Regions from separate parts of the Homo sapiens genome. Here region 1 is linked to region 2. The links are chromatin loops, found by intact Hi-C in ENCODE. Cell type or tissue: PC-3. All regions are shown on one strand.

The links. Peaks named below come from ENCODE experiments on the same cell type or tissue, not always from the same donor. Only the 100,000 strongest peaks of a DNase experiment are listed, where the experiment ranks them.
Region 1: it touches region 2 in a loop (2.0-fold over the local background); 2 of 110 quality-filtered maps call a loop at or near these places.

The regions. Positions count from the first base shown.
Region 1 is chr10:7,883,696-7,886,195 of GRCh38, reverse strand. All of the region lies in intron 2 of TAF3 (TATA-box binding protein associated factor 3), which reads right to left. Among named protein-coding and RNA genes, the nearest start is that of TAF3, 66 kb to the right of the region's middle. In PC-3, no CTCF peak of the experiment used is centred here; no DNase peak of the experiment used is centred here.
Region 2 is chr10:7,943,759-7,946,258 of GRCh38, reverse strand. The region is part of intron 2 of TAF3 (TATA-box binding protein associated factor 3); the gene reads right to left. Among named protein-coding and RNA genes, the nearest start is that of GATA3-AS1, 110 kb to the left of the region's middle. In PC-3, no CTCF peak of the experiment used is centred here; no DNase peak of the experiment used is centred here; H3K27ac peaks cover 2,500 bases.

The DNA of each region.
Region 1 (2,500 bases), 60 kb after region 2:
GCACTTCGGGAGGCCAAAGCAGGAGGATCACTTGAACCAAGGAGTTTGAGACCAGCCCAGGCAACATAGTGAGACCCCCCCACATCTCTACAAAAAACAATTAGCCAGACATGGTGGTGGACCCCTGTAGTCCCAGCTACTTGGGAGGCTGACGCAGGAGGATCACTTGGGCCCAGGAGGTTGAGGCTGTAGTGAGCCATCGTCGCGCCACTACACACCAGCCTGGGGAACAGATTGAGACTGTCTCAAAAAACGTAATTAAAAAAAAGTATCAACAGAGGAAGATGTGGCCCAAATGGGATTCTCCAAACTTAAAACCCTAAAAACAGGTAATCAAAAATAATAACATGAAGGCAAGCACCCACAAAGAGTGATGGGTCAGCTCAAGGAGCCTCCATTTAGAGAAAAGATGGTGGTGAAACTAAGGCATTAGCTGACAGGAGAGAACATGTGTGTGTTTATCCCTGTAAGGAAGAAAGGTTGATTATTTGGGAGATAATGAAGACTGTGTGGAAAGTAACAAAAAGGCACAGAAAGAAGCATTTGAATTAGAAACATGGATAATTGAATATAGATGCAAAGGAGAAAATAAATCTGAAAGAGACAGGAAGGATAAAGCAGAAACTAATGAGACTGGTTGCCTACAGCAGTGGATGGGGCCAAGTGGAAAGGATTCGGTGAGGAGGGAAATGGGGCAGACAAAATGCAGGAGCAACACTTCTCTGAATATACCTTTTTTGTATAATTCTGACTTTTTTGGAGCCATATTAATATTTTACATAAGAAAACTCAAGCATGAGAGGAAAGCCTAAAAAAGAAATATAAATGGAAATAAACGAATCTAACTATATTTCAAATAAATAACCTCACTAACTACACTGGGGGTAGGGGAAGGAATTAGTCACTTTGTGTGTGTGTGGGGGTGTGTGTGTGTGTGTGTGTGTGTCAAAATTTATATAACATAAAATTTGCTATTTAAAATATTTTTAAGTATGCAATTCAGTGGCTTGATTATTTTCACACTGTCATGCAACCATCACCACTATCTATTTTCAGAACTTTTCATCAACCCAAACAGACACTCTGTAGCCACTAAGCAATTACTCCCCATACTCCATTCCCCACCCTCAGCCCTTCCAAGTATCTTGTGAACACAAAGTTTTGACTATATACTTTCAAACTACAAATTAAAAAAAAAAAACTGAACAAAAATTAAACTCCAGATATATTGGTATGGGTTAGCAATTCTGAAACTGTTTTCTGTATATTCTAGAATTACACAGATAGTGAGCTGTATGATATTAAATCAGAACTGGAATTATTAATATGAAATCATGCTTTTAATACATATGGAAATATTATTATGGAAATAGACATAGATGTATGTATGGATATGGATAAATGCACCCTAGCTCTGCTAAGGTGAACTAAAAGCAATGACATTGTAATAGCAATGACCAGTCCTAGTGCCCTGGATTCTAGACTCTATTCTTCAAAAAAAGGAGGCAGGCCAGGCGCAGCGGCGCACGCCTGTAATCCCAGCACTTTTGGAGGCCGAGGCAGGTGGATCACCTGAGGTCAGGAGTTTGAGACCAGCCCGGCCAACACGATGAAACCCCATCTCTACTAAAAAATACAAAAATTAGCCAGGCATGGTGGCGGGCGCCTATAATCCTAGCTACTCGGGAGGCTGAGACAGGAGAATCGCCTGAACCCAGGAGGCAGAGGTTGCAGTGAGCCGAGATGGCACCACTGTACTCCAACCTGGGCAACAAAAGCAAAACTCCATCTCAAAAAAAAAAAGGAGGCAGAGCTCTTTGGAGAAACGGCTGCTTCCAGGGCTAAAGCTGGAAGTACAAGAAGAGCCTAGATCATCTTCTTGGGCCAGAAAGTAAGGGACTGTCCAAAGAACAATGACAACATGCCTAAGGACATAGGAGGGAGCTTGAGGGGCTCCCAGGGGCCAAACCGGGTACAGCTGAAGCAGTGAAATAAATAATAACAGTAAAGGAGTATGCTACGGTTTGAATGTTTGCCTCCTCCAAAACTCATGTCGAAACCCAGTCCCCAGTGTGGCAGTATTGAGAGGCGGGGCAGTTGACAAGTGACTGGGTCATGAGGGGTCTGCTCCTGTCACTGGGTTAATCCACTCACAGATGGATGGGTTATCATGGGAGTGGGACTGGTGGCTTTCTAAGAAGACGAGGGTCCTGGGCAAGCATGTTAGCATGCTCAGCCCCTTGCCATGTGATGCCCTGCGTTGCCTGGTGACTCTGAGAGTCCCCTCTCCCCGCCAGCAAGAAGGCTCTCACTAGATGTAGCCCCTCTACCTTGTACTTCCCAACTGCCATAACCATAAGAGATAAATTCCTTTCTTTATAAATTACCCAGGTATTCTAAGCAACAGAAAATGGACTAAGAGTATAATATACTGAGTAAAATAAGTGTCTGCGGATATCAATACATGAATAAATAAGTGGGAAGGAGGGGAAAATCTTCC
Region 2 (2,500 bases):
GGCAAGAGGAAAGGAGGTGGGTTGGGTAGGTCAAGAGAGCTTCATGGATCATGGGAAAGAGTGTGAATTTTATTTGAAGGGTATAGGAAGTCACCGGTAGTTTTAAAATAGTTTGATCTAGTTTCGAGAAAGATGACTCTAGCAGCTGTGTAGAGGATGCAGTGACGTTATGGATGACCCGAGAGGGTGGCTTCAGCCCCACAGAGGAGGCCAAGGCAGGAGGACAGTCAGGGTCAGGTGTGCATAACAAGGTCAAGGCAATCTCATCCATCCATTCATTCAACAAATATTTGTTAAGATCTGTGTCCGCCTGGCAATGCGGAGGTTAACAAACAAAAGACAAGGTTTCTCTATTCATAGATTTTACTAGCAGGGCAGATAGGCAACAACAAATACAAAAGGAAAATTCACAGTAAGTGCTAGGGAGACAGTAAAATGGGATAATGTGTGTGGAGAGAAAAAGGGCGACTTTAGACAGGACAGTCACTGTCTAAAGATGGAGAAGAGATGTTTCAGCTGAGAGCTGATTCAGGAGGAAGACCAGCTGTGTGATGATGTCATGAACAAGCATTTCAGGGGCAGAGGAGCAAGGGCACACCCTTGCTGCTGGGACAGCCTTCTCAGGATGTAGCCGGGTGGGTAGTTACTGTAGGGGTGGGAGGAGGTAGGGGGCTGCAGTGCGAGGGCAGGCCTGGCCTCCCTGCGGCATCTAGAGAGTGTCTGCGGCCAAAGGGAATCCACTTAACTAGAAGAAGGGAAGATACCAAGGAAGGCAGGTAGAGAAAGCTGAGGAAAGGTCTTAAAATGCTCACTATGCAGGTAAACAAGATAAATTAGGTAAGTCAAACAAACAAAAGACCTGGAAAATAACAGTTTTTTTAATCCACTAATGGGAAAAAATGCCACAGTAATAAGTAAATAAGATGACTGGTCAGATTTAAAACAACCACACCCAATAGGAAATCAGTTATTCTGTGAAATGGCACACAAACAAAAACTCACTAGGCAAACAGGATTAGCATCCCTCTGTTCACATTTCATAAGGTGAGACAAACTGACCTAACTCCAAAAACTGCAATCCAGTCCTCTAATGCCACGGGTGCCAGAGGCCAGTGCACTTCAGACTGTGCATCGGGAAAGGCTGCCCATCTCTGGGACAAAGCCTTATCCTATTTTGTGCAGTTTACTACCAAAAAAAATGAAAATAGAGTAAAAAATTACAACTACAGTTATGTAGTCCGATGCTATGTTTTCATGCTGCCCATATTTCTAGGTAGAGACTAATATATATACCTTTAACCAAATCTTTATTCTAATGTAAGATTATCCTAGTGCTCTAAATGACCTTGACAAAATTCTGGAAAAAAATATCTCAAGACCTGGGGCTCTAAAGCTATTTTAGAATTAACTCTGAATAATTGTCCCAAAATATGAGTTTCTTGATTAATTGCTTAAGATAAGGTCTCCCTTTCCTTGTGGCCTCCAGTGGCTCCCTCTAGTTCCCATAATCACTTTTGTCTAATTCTTCTATACCCTGGAAGGCTAAGAGAAAAATCACAGATATACCAATTCCATTACTTGAGGATTAGCTAAGAGATAACCCTTTGTATTCCATTACTGACCATTATTTGAGTAATTATTCAATAACTATGGTACATTTGAAAGATGCACTAATTGTTTTCTGAGGCTCACTCCTGCTCTATCTCAGACAAAGTTAGACCTGCTATGTCCTTTAACGTTGCAAATCTACATTTGGGTTACATGAAAAAAATGCGTAGTAACTTTTACTGCGTTTCATTTTTTATTTCTTTCTCTTAATAAAAAGTAAAAGATAAAACAAGAATAATTAGTCTGTTGATGGTCTTACTGACTAACTAGAAAATTAGGACTCTATTTTTGACCAGATTTATGTCTTACAAGAGTCAAATTTCTGCATAATTTAGACAGAAAATTGGCAGGGGATGGCTGTTCCATCTAATTTCAGCAAAATTAGCATTCAGCCACCTGAATTTTTGGCAGTATTCCAGTATGTTTATCCAACGCAGTAAGTAGACAGAAAATAAAATTGACAATCATGCCTAAACAAGGTAGTTTTTCATCTACCTTTTCCCTCCCCCCCACAACACACACACACACACACACACACACACACACACACACACACAAGCATGAACATTTTAAAAAATCAGTGAATAATTTCAAAAGTACATTTCATGAATGGATTCATGGTTTTGCATTCTTCCTCTTACGCATATCAATTGCAGAAAGAACAAGAAAACCCACCCCCTTTTCAAAGTATAAAGAACCCTATTATAATGAGCTGACTCATCTTGGTTTACTAGGGGTAATGATTTTTTAGAAATTGCTCATCCTCCAAATAAAGCAAATCAGTTATATCAGTTCCTGACTATCTGTGGTAATAGATGGAAATGATAGTGACAGTAATTCCAAATTCATTAGTATTTTGCTTTGGAATACATCCTAATAAAAAGCTGAAAAC